2 separate regions of the Mus musculus genome follow, and region 1 is linked to region 2. A link is a contact called in ENCODE Hi-C or POLR2A ChIA-PET data. All regions are on one chromosome and are shown on one strand. Each heading gives the region's core, a stretch centred on a gene start or an enhancer-like site at or near the end of the contact. The rest is flanking DNA. Distances are from core to core; before and after follow the strand shown. Region 1 holds the start of Clec11a (C-type lectin domain family 11, member a). Region 2 holds the start of Zfp719 (zinc finger protein 719).

What was found. Hi-C counts contacts between places; a loop is a spot of excess contacts on that map. ChIA-PET counts read pairs that join two places held with the same protein, here RNA polymerase II (POLR2A).
Region 1: a map of T-helper 17 cell shows a loop between it and region 2 (2.3-fold over the local background). The contact joins the promoter of Clec11a here to the promoter of Zfp719 in region 2. A Hi-C loop is called at or near these places in 1 of 37 maps with a recorded cell type or tissue (T-helper 17 cell). POLR2A ChIA-PET finds 5 or more read pairs at or near these places in 1 of 5 experiments (Patski).

Annotation. Positions count from the first base shown.
Region 1 is chr7:44,305,596-44,308,295 of GRCm38, reverse strand. Clec11a (C-type lectin domain family 11, member a) reads left to right here and starts at 1,337. Exons shown (of 4, transcript NM_009131.3): 1 at 1,337-1,677; 2 at 1,822-2,023; 3 at 2,276-2,467. The coding sequence starts at 1,531.
Region 2 is chr7:43,578,193-43,580,892 of GRCm38, reverse strand. It overlaps Zfp719 (zinc finger protein 719), which reads right to left and starts at 1,307. Exons shown (of 4, transcript NM_172482.1): 1 at 1,127-1,307.

The DNA of each region.
Region 1 (2,700 bases), core at 88-2,587, 730 kb before region 2:
CGGTGCAACCTAAACACAAAAGTCTGATTTTTAAGGCCTTTTACCAAGCTGCTGTAACATTGGTCTTATTCATCAGTTTAACTGAGTACCAACTAGGTGCTAGGAAGTCCTGCTTTGATTTGGGGATACAGAAGTAGCCCCAAAATCTATGCCTTGGTCTGCAAGAGACAGATGTAAATAAACAAGCCCATACTGGTTGGACCATACCTAGAAGAAAAGGGGGCATTTTGAGAAAGCATCTCACATGGTGGGCAGAGCTGAGGCTTCAGTAATGAGAAAGAGCTGAGGGAAGAGTTTGCAGAAGGAGGAAAAGGCTAGGAAGGACAGAGTGGTGATGGAGGGTGAGGGGAGATGAGGTGAGACTGCAGAAAAAACGGTTCTCTCCCAGGCCCCAGCCCTGCAGGCTGCACTGAGGACCGAGGAGACCGCGGTTTGGCTTCTCTCCTGCTTCTGATGGGAAGGTGAGGAGGCAGGGGCGTGGGGAGTAATGTGATCTGATTTATGGTTTGGAAGGATTGCTCTGGCTGCGGCAGGCAAGCAGCCCAGATTGGAGGGGCTCTGTAGAAGGAGGGAGAGTAAGGGGAGGCCACTGCAGTGGTCTAGGCTGGGATAAGGCAGCTTGCAGAGGGTTCTCTACTCACGGCCAGTGCTTGGTTAGTATACATACTGGAGATACCTGCTCTGACTGTCAACCCTTCTCCTCCCTTGATGGGGGAACCACTGGGCTCACTACCACCCCTCCCACCCCAGCATCAACCTGCTCAGGGCCTGGCCTGCAGGAGAATCTTGTAGTTACACCTTTTAAGCAGCACACATGCATGCTGTTCACACATATCCCCACAAGCAGGCACCACATACAAGGGCTGGTAGGGCCAGGACAGGCCATCTGGGTAGAGGATGGGAGAGCCCCGGAGCCTGAGAATGTTAGAAGAGTCCCCTTCATTAGGCTGTGTGGTCAGCGGTGACCACAGGATAATAGCAACCTTAGCATACTCTCTGCAGTGTGCCCCCTCCTCAGGAATGGCCAAGACAGAGAGAAGTGAACAGTCCAAAGCTGGCATCCTATCATAGCCTGCTTTGTTCTGAGAAGACTCCTGGACCAAGGCTGAGGCCTACCAGTACCAAGGATGCCCTGGAAAACTTTCCCCATCTTCCTTTTATCCATATAAGTGCTTGTACTTGCAAAAGGGAGGAAAGAGGGCAGAAGCAGAGGTCTGGAAAGTGGCAAGGGGTGGGTGTGGGTAGACCCAAGGCGGGATCAGGCTTTGGAACGTTGGAGGTTTCCGGCCACAGAGGCAGAGCCTCCTGGAAGCCAATAGGGGCGGGGAGACTCACCAAGAGAAGCTGAGGAGATCAAAAGTTGAGACAGAGCAGATCAGGAGGGAAGGCAGAAGAGAAAGCCTGGCAGAAAGAAGGTCCAAGGGGCTTGTGAGCTGCCCACCAGACTGGGACACTTGCTAGGTCTATACAGCAGTCCTACCCCTGGCATTCTGACCTCTCTACTATTTGGGTGCTGGGAAGCCCAGCTGGATGCAGGCAGCCTGGCTCTTGGGGGCCCTAGTGGTCCCTCAGCTTTTGAGTTTTGGTCATGGAGCCCGAGGTCCTGGGAGGGAGTGGGAGGGAGGCTGGGGAGGTGCCCTGGAGGAGGAGAGAGAGCGGGAGTCACAGATGTTGAAGGTGAGTGTTGGAGGGGCACTGTGGGCTTGAGATGAAGTGTTCAGATGGGTAAAGAAAAGTAAGGGGGTTTAGATGGAACAATGGGTTCAGAAAAGAGCTGAGAGGGTAGGCGGGAAGGAAACTGACATGCATTCTCTGACCCAGAATCTCCAGGAGGCCCTAGGGCTGCCCACTGGGGTGGGAAATGAGGATAATCTTGCTGAAAACCCTGAAGACAAAGAGGTCTGGGAGACCACAGAGACTCAAGGGGAAGAAGAGGAAGAGGAAATCACCACAGCACCTTCTTCTAGTCCCAACCCTTTCCCCAGCCCTTCTCCCACACCAGAGGACACTGTCACTTACATCTGTGAGTATTCAGAAGCCAGGGTGGCCTGTCTGTCAAGCACTGACCCAACTCGGAGGCCAGACACATCAAAGGGGCCCAAGGTCCCCAGATGTGTCTGCCTGTCAAGAGTTTAACCCACTGAACTTCATAGACATGGTCACACATCCCACAGATCGCCTCATCCAATCCGCTTTTGGGAGTCTGAGGGCCGTGCCCTCCATGTCCTTAGAGCCCTTAATTGTGCCTCTAGTTGTGCCTTCTGTCTTTTCACAGTGGGCCGCTTGGCCAGCCTCGATGCAGGCCTACACCAATTGCACGTCCGTCTGCACGTTTTGGACACCCGTGTGGTTGAGCTGACCCAGGGGCTGCGGCAGCTGCGGGATGCTGCGAGTGACACCCGCGACTCAGTGCAAGCCCTGAAGGAGGTCCAGGACCGTGCTGAGCAGGAGCACGGCCGCTTGGAGGGTGAGTCTCAGCAGCACAAAGAGGGCCTAGGTGGGAGGAGGAGACCCATGGAGGTCTGAAGACCTGGAGAAAACGGGTATCAGGATACCAGAGGGTCCACATAGAACTGGGAGGTGCTGGCACATCTAGAGATGGATTGTGAGGTGGGTGAGACTTTTCTTGCTCCAACCTGTGCCACACCCTGAAAGCCCCACCCATAGTCTGGAACCGCCTACACCCTGGCCACGCCCCCG
Region 2 (2,700 bases), core at 58-2,557:
AACGTGTGTGGGTGTTTTGTCTGTCTTTGTCTGTGCACCATTAGCTGGGAGGCCAGAAGGGAACACGGATCCCCTGGAATCGTCCCACCAGGCAGTTCCAAGGCACCATGTGGTGTGGGTGCTGGGAACCCAACACTGCTGACCCACATCTCCACTCTCCTGCCTTTCCTCCTCACTGGTCTCTTCAGTAGGCAGACTGGATGAGGCTGGCCCTTGCCTGTTTGGATGCAGGAACCCAGGCTTCTGCCTTACAATCTTTTTACAGCAGCACCTTTCTGCGTAACTGCCAATTACCAATCCTTGCCAAATTCACAGATCCCAGGCACAAGTCAAACCTCCGATCAGACCTCACATCAGCAAAGGACTGCAGTATTTATGTAAACTTTCAATTGTAACTGAAATGACTAGTTTTTTCTTAAATCTTTCTTCTGTCTTCAGTTGCATACGGGGGAAAGGAAATATCCAGAACACCTAAGGGCAGCCCCAAGGCTATGTCCCCGCTTAGATAACTGTGACCACATTAAATATACCTAAACACATCTCCTGGCTTCTAGGCAGTGCCTTCTATTGCTAATACTGCTTAGGCTGACAGAGATGGAGGGCACTGGGTCTCCAGTTTGGACCAAACGTAAATAAATTCATTTCCCCGTTTTCTCTTACTCTTTGGAGTTTATCTCCTCTCGAAGGCCAGTGTTTGACCAGGAGCCAGGGCTCCAGTTACCAGCTACTCAAACAGCCCAGAAAGCGACGCGGTCGCCCTCACAAAGCACCCTACACTGGCCTCAAGCTCCATCGCCTGACTCCTAAGCCAATCACAGACTGAGCGGATCACAAGCCATCTCAAGGTCCTCGCCCTGAAGCTCCCGGATGCTGCAGCGCCCACTCACTGAGTCCTGCCCCGAATGCCCTCACATGGTAATTTTCACGGACGACGGTGGGAAATCCCACAGGACAGCATACTGGGAAGTGACAAAATACAGACGCGGAAAACCCGCAGGAACAGAATGAAAGAGAACCGAACGACCCCCACTTTATCCACCTCATCCCCCCCTGGGGCCGATTCAACCATCACTCAGCACAAACCGGCGCTCAGCAGCACAGCGTCCTCTGCTCCACATCCACTCACCTCACATTACACCTTAGAGAAGCTCTGCACACGGCACGCCAGGACTGCGAGACTTCCGCCCACAGACACCCACAATTCCATGGGTTCGGATTCCAAACACCCACGCTACCCTGGCAACGACAGGAGAGGCGAACTACTTTAAGATCTGAGCGGATGTGATCACTCTAGGCCACTTCCGATTTGAATAAGGGTTCCCTCAGTTCACTACCACGTAGCCCTGGGTGGCGCGCATGCGCACCACCACTGGCGGAAGTCTGTCTTGCCAGTACTTATTATGGCTCATCTGGTGGTTTCTGATTTTTTTTTTTTTTTTTTTAACTTCTTCCTAGAAAGTGCCATGGCTGAACCCACACTCCCGTGACACAGAGGCAAGCATCAAAGCGCAACGGTTCCATACAGCCGACAAGAATGTGATAGGTGAAAGTCCAAGGCTGTCTCACATGCTTAGGGGATTTATTAACGTCTTGTATGTGTATATAATTCTAAGACACTGTAACATTACATCTTCCTAAATGTACCTTTTTTTCCCCTGTATTTTATTAGATTTACTTTATGTATTTTTGCCTGCATGTTGAGTTTATAGCATCCAGGACAGCTGCAAGAGCAACAAGTGCTTTTAATCTGTTTCTCTTTTTCTTCAACTTTCTCTTGATTTTCACCAGAATTGAAAGAAGTTCTTATTTTTGAGATGACCTCACTATATTGGTCTGACTGGCTTGGAACCGGACATGAAGGTCATTCTGGCCTTGGACTCTCAGACATCTCATGGCCTCTGTTTCCCGAGTGCTGGGATTAAAGATGTGTATCACCACACTGGCCTTTTCTAATTTTTCAAAAATTGAAAACTATGTGGGGTTATTAGGAAACAGGAGGTAAGTCATATGGAACACCAACGGTGAGAAACTGAGATAAGCCATCATTTACGTCATACTGAGGCATCTCACGGTTCCCAGAGGATAGAAACCTGTTCTTACTTAGAAGTAAAATGTCTTCTAAATCGCATAATAGAAATAATGTAGAACTAGGTGGGCAGTGGAAATAATGATAAACAGGGACACTAGTCAAATGGGAAAAACACCTAGCACTGTAGTGAATAAATTAGTAGACCTAATGTACATTATAAGAATAAAGTATAAAATTGTGTGAGTTATCTCCATATTAAACACATTCTAGCCCTGGACAGTCTAGAACAGTGGTTCTCAACCTGTGGGTTATGACCCCTTTGACAAACCTCTATCTCCAAAAATATTTACATCATGATTCATAACAGTAGCAAAATTACAGTTATGAAGTAGCAATGAAAAATATTAGAAAGGTTGAGAACCACTGGTCTGGAACTATGTAGACCAGGCTGGCCTTGAAGTTACTCTGATCTTGTCTATACCAGGGAAGTTCTAGGATTACAACAATGTGCAATCATGCCCAGTTCACACATAGTCTAGAGCTTCCCACTGAGAACAGACTACAGGAATAATGATTTAGGAAACAGTTTCATCATCAAAGATACACCTCAGGAGTCCCAAAAGAGTGGACTCAGCCATCCATCACCACAGAGCAAAATTATGATAAGTTAG